2 separate regions of the Homo sapiens genome follow, and region 2 is linked to region 1. A link is a loop called in an ENCODE intact Hi-C map of the cell type or tissue named here. Cell type or tissue: Caco-2. All regions are shown on one strand. Links, peaks and the distances in the headings refer to the core of each region. The heading gives the core; the rest is flanking DNA.

Evidence for each region. Hi-C counts contacts between places; a loop is a spot of excess contacts. Peaks named below come from ENCODE experiments on the same cell type or tissue, not always from the same donor. Only the 100,000 strongest peaks of a DNase experiment are listed, where the experiment ranks them.
Region 2: it touches region 1 in a loop (10-fold over the local background); 2 of 110 quality-filtered maps call a loop at or near these places.

Annotation. Positions count from the first base shown.
Region 1 is chr9:21,505,546-21,508,468 of GRCh38, forward strand. All of the region lies in intron 1 of MIR31HG (MIR31 host gene), which reads right to left. Among named protein-coding and RNA genes, the nearest start is that of MIR31, 5.2 kb to the right of the region's middle. In Caco-2, for the core only: no CTCF peak of the experiment used is centred there; DNase peaks (open chromatin) are centred at 1,316 and 2,066.
Region 2 is chr9:21,579,547-21,582,469 of GRCh38, forward strand. No RefSeq gene overlaps it. Among named protein-coding and RNA genes, the nearest start is that of MIR31HG, 21 kb to the left of the region's middle. In Caco-2, for the core only: no CTCF peak of the experiment used is centred there; a DNase peak (open chromatin) is centred at 1,665.

The DNA of each region.
Region 1 (2,923 bases), core at 141-2,640:
AGTAGTGCCATGAACATCAAAAAGGGAGCCTTGAGGGAACTAATGGTCAACAATGCGAGTGACTACTGGGTTCGCTGATGATTCAGTCATGAACACCTCACCTTTGGAAGCAGCAGTTCCAATCTAATTATGAGAACAGAGGATAGATTGTAACGGGTCATGAAGAAACAGATGCAATAAATATTAGCTCTTTTTGCTAGAAGTTAGGGCACAAAGAGAATATGATGGATGGGCCAGTAACAAAGAGGAGTGACAGCATCCAGGGAAGTTTAATTTTTAGATACACGAGAGGGCAGAAGTGAATAAACCTGTGGAGAGAATGTGAATATCCAAGAAAAAAGTTTTGTTTCATGAGACAGTGACATTAAATCCTTCAATGGCCCCTCATCTAACTTATGATATTACTTGTACTTTTCATAAGGCTTAGGAGACCTGTGTTGGGCCCCGTCCGTGTATTGCGCACCCCATTTCCTCTTTTCACCGCTATTCTCAACACTCCAGACATGTCAGTTGTTGATGTGCCAAGATTTCTAGCTTCACAGCTCTCACATATGCTGTCTGGGATACTCTTCCCCTGCCCCGCGACCCCCCCTTTTTTTTTTTTTTTTTTTTTGCCTGAACTTAAATAATATTTCTTCCTTAAAGTGGTTTTCCTTTACCACTTCCTGTCTAAATTAGGTGTCTTTGTTATGTTTCCATACACAAACAAGAAAGTCCTTCGCCATAATAATCAAACTTGCAATGGTTATCTTTTTTCTTAGACTGCAAGTCATAGAAAGGTACGGACTATGTATGGTACATGGGAGGTGCTGAATAAATACTGAATGATGAATAAATAACTGAAAAAATCTAGGTCATGGCACAGGAAGTCAGGAAAAGGCTTTCTGTGCTTCTAATAAAACTGCTAGAACTTTTATATTCAATTCAGGTAATGATGCAGAGAAGAGTTATCTAATTCAAAATAATTATAAGCACCATGTAATAACTTTGAATGTGTTACATTTAGGGAAATATGCATCTATAGACTCTAATATTTCAATTTTAATATATGGGCTTTCTCTTATTATTGGATTTGTGACCTTACCGCCAATTATATTTGCTTCCTTTGTTTTTTTTACCTCTTTTTCATTCTCAAGTACCGATTGTTTTTTCAAGTACACTAGACCTGGATCTCCTTCCCAAGATAACCTCTGTCTCTCCAAGATCCTGCAATAGCTCAACACAATTTTTTATGACAAGTCTCCAAAGTCCAATATTTGAGTTTCTTATACACGTTTTACAAATCAGGAAAGGTTTGCAAGAAGAAAGGCAGGTGAGAAAACACAGGCAGGGATCATTCTGGGTCACACAAATTCCATGAATGCTCTTCTATAAAAACTTTCAATGGCCAAGTAATTAACTTGGAATCAGCAAGTCAAATCACTCATTTTTTTGCAAAGTTCAGCAATTAGATAGAACATATTTCCAAAGAATGCAAACCACGAAGGTGGCTTGCTTCCAAGTAACTACATCATTTTCCTGTAATGCCATCCCAGTTGGTTTCCTCATGCATGCTTGATGATTCTCCTCACTATGCATCTTTTTGGACTTCCAGATTTTGACTCCTAAACTTATCAAATTAACTTTATTGACAGAAAGGGTTTCTGCTTTTGTTGGATACATGTAGATTATGTGCCTGCTCAGACAGTGTAAACTGCCACTCTTTGGTAATCTTATCTTCAAATAAGGACACACACCTGCCCTGATACTTACTCAAATACTTACTCAGATTGACTAATGAACTTATAATGAACTTTCTTATCATTTACCAACTGGGCTTTGCTCTCAAGGACATAAAAACTATGATCTTTACATCTGGGACATATCAGTAATTCTTAACAGTAAAAATATATGACCATGTATGCAGTTCATGGGCAAAGTCCATTAACACTCACTTAAAACTAATATTTTCTTCATCCAAGAGTAATAACTAAACATACTTCTTAAACTGAACCATGCATTCAAGAAACCTTAGGTAACATCTAACGTGTTATCTATAAAGTCTCCCCCAGCTACGCGACAGGAGGATCTTGCTTACCCACATTCCAATTAGATTTCCCAAAGTTTGGCTACTTGAGCAGCACTTTCACAATTTTTGTCATATTCCTTGACTATAAATGCCTTAACATTTTATTTAAATTAATTTTAAAAATATTAAAACAAATTTACTTTTAAAAGGAGATGCTGTGTATTTTTCTAATGTATATTAATATACAAAACATTATATAGAAATAAGAACATCATGTAGGTTTCAGTGAAAACTAAAAGTACTTTGGTTTTAATGCTTTGGTTTTGTTTGTTTTACAAGACAGGGTCTTGCTATGTTACTCAGGCTGGCCTTAATTCCTGGGATGCAGCCATCCTCCCACCTCAGCCTCCCAAGTAGCTGGGATTATAGGTGCATGCCACTGTTCCTCGCTTTAATATGGTTTTGAGACAAGTATTGATTCAGTAGGAAATCCATTCTAGTGGATCCAGCCAGTCTGCCCTACCTTTCTGCTTCTGCATTCCTAGATGAGATACCTGAAAGGGGATGGACTCAACAACACAAATCTCCTATCAGTCTAGCTGCTACAAATACAATGGTAAACGATTAAAATCCTACAAATTAAAACAGTATAGCCAGGCTTAGAATAAAATATTTTAATTTTTTAAAAATTTTAATCATTTCAAAAGCAAACTTTTGTAGGAGTGAAAGGAAAAACGGAGGGTTGAAAAGAATTTATAAGCCATATCTTAGAACTTTTATTTGTACAGCTTCTTACCATTCTCAAAGCAGTTTTATATACCTTACCTGATTTGAGTCTCATAATAAGCCAATAACATAAAAAGCAAGTATATGAGTCATAGAATAATTATCATTTTATTTCTAGGCTTTTAGATA
Region 2 (2,923 bases), core at 174-2,673, 74 kb after region 1:
GAATCAAACGTATGGCTGGTATTGTGAAAGACGCTGATCATACAGAGAAGATTAAATCTTTCTTCCTGCATTGATAAAGCAGTACTGGAACCCTTTGAGTAAACACTCAGAATTATGTGTCCATCTAATTTTACCACTAGGTTTAGCTTCGCCTGCTGTGCTTCTCCAATACTAAATTTCCCTGGAAACAAGGAATAATCACATTTAGCACTGAGGTATGGGTGAAATAAACTCTACAAATGTGCTATGTAATGATCCAGTAGATTCAGAGAAAATAACGTATTTACTGAGCCAACAAAGTATAGATACAAGGGTTCTTAAAACACACCATGGTATCATTAAATGATGAAGAAATGGTGTATGTATGATGCTGATGAAATATTTCAAAAAAGAACATTCAAATAACAAGAGTAAGCCATTTGTTCCTGAAGGAATTGCTAATTCAGCTTTCTCAAACTAGGCAGATTACTGACCACTTAACTCTGCAAAATATCCCAGTTTCTTGAAGCAAAACTGTTTCTAATACTAAGTAAAATGAACCTTTATAAATTTGCTTTAATGCTCTTATAATTCACATTTTTTCTTGTACAGTTGTATTTTATTTTTAAAATGTGTAATTTTAAAGCTTTGCAGAACTGAGAAATTTGATTTTGGAGAAAAGTGGCAAAAGAGAAAATTATCTCTCACTTACTTGATTTGTTTTACTTGGTAGAACATGAATTTATATTTTGTGATCTACAAAATGTCAGTTGCCAAAAATGGAGCTGAGTCTTTTTTAAAAAGGTAATTATTTTCATAAACTAGACAAAAATCCCAATTTGAAGAGTACTTGCAAGAGAAACAGGTAGTTCTTACTTATCTCAATTTGTGCATGACTAATCTTTCTTCGGGACCCTCCAGGTCAGATTTTAGATTGTTTTTGTTAATTATTTCCAAAAGCCGACCTGACTCAGGCACATTAAATTATTTCCATTGGAGGCTCTTTATTCCTAAAGAAACCAACCACTTAAACATCGGGTGAGTGTTTGGAGTTTCCAAATTATGGTACCACTATTCAATTAAAAACTACATCTTAAGTGAACTATGGAATACCAGTTCACTTTTCTTACCAGCATGGTTTACCTTGTCAGGTTCCCCTCTTTTCTAACCTGGTTGTGTACATAACTTTCTGCAAGCTATTTGGCATGTCTGAATGGGTGGACAATCATTGGTAAAAGCCACCTTTCCAGTTTACAAGTCTTTCATATCTAGAAGATCAAAGAGAATACAAAAATTAAAAAGAGAGAAAAAGAAAAGTACAGAAAAGAAAATAAAGGAAGAGAAGAAAGAAAAGAAGAGACAAAATTGAAACAAAAATGAAGAAAAGCAAAAAGAAATCTTAGGGTAATATAGATGTCTTTTAATCAATGTGTATATTTGTATATTTTCTGAATCTTTTGGAATGTCCCCTATCACTGCCCCAGTAAATTAATTTTCTCTCAAGACAGGGTTGTAGGAAGTTTAAAAACGAAACCTAGAGAGTGACAGAAATCTTGTCCTGGCTTCTTCTGAGCATAGGCAACGTAAGGTATTTTATTGCTGGATCATTGTTGTTTTACAAGTAAAAGCCAAAGTAAACACTTGCACAAAGAATCTCATGAACGGGCCGGGTGCGGTGGCTCGTGCCTGTAATCCCAGCACTTTGGGAGGCCAAGGCGGGTGGATCATCTGAGATCAGGAGTTCGAGACCAGCCTGGCCAACATGGTGACACCCCGTCTCTACTAAAAATACAAAAATTAGTCGGGCATGGTAGCAGGCGCCTGTAATCCCAGCTACTCGGGAGGCTGAGGCAGGAGAATCACTTGAACCCGGGAGGCGGAGGTTGCAGTGAGCCGAGTTCGCGCTATTTGCACTCCAGCCTGGGGGACAAGAGCGAGACATCGTCTCAAAAAAAAAAAAAAAAAAAAAAAAAAAAAAAAGGATATCATGAACGATACTGATTAAGTCTTTAAGGCAATAACCACTCCTGAGATTGTGCATTGGGACAGGAATCATAATTTTCTGCTCCCACCCTTTCCAATCACTCACGTGCCTCCCAACATGCGCACGTATCTGGCGGATCATACCCTTGTTTCAACCTTACAATGTGTACATAGAAGTGCTTGGTACAATCAGAATTCTGCTCAGTTACCTGGTGTGGGGGGAAAAAGCCACTGGAAATGATCTAGAGGAGTGTTATGAAATTTGAAGCTGTCCTAAAGTGTAGCTGTAATTTGATTGACGTAAATATCTTGCTTGTTACAGTTTATTAAATACCTTTTATTTTTTACCTTTCTCCTTTTGTTCCCTCAGTTTTCAGCTTATTCTGAAAAGTATCAAAAATATTACCAACTATTACTGCCTTTAATTCACATCTTCTCTCCCTGATGATTTACAATTTATGACCATGGCAGGTATTTTTTTTTTTTTTTTTTTTTTTTTTTTTTTTTTTTTTTTTTTTTTGAGAGGGAGTCTCGCTCTGTCGCCCAGGCTGGAATGCAGTGGCGCGATCTTGGCTCACTGCAAGCTACGCCTCCCTGGTTCACGCCATTCTCCTGCCTCGGCCTCCCGAGTAGCTGGGACTACAGGCGCCCGCCACCATGCCCGGCTAATTTTTTGTATTTTTAGTAGAGACGGGGTTTCACCCTGCATGGCAGGTATTTTTAAGAAAAAAGAGTAAAAATAAAGTGACAAATAGAAAAGTCAAAAAATGTTGGAGAAACTAAATTTTAAAAACTGAAAGCATTCACTTTATTTACCTTATATCACTATAGGGATTTTTTTTAAAACAGCATCTCGCTCTGTCACCCAGACTGGAACGCAGTGGTGCCATCAAGGCTCAATGTAGCCTTGACCTCCCAGGCTCAAGCAATCCTCCCACCTCAGCCTCCCGAGTAGCTGGGA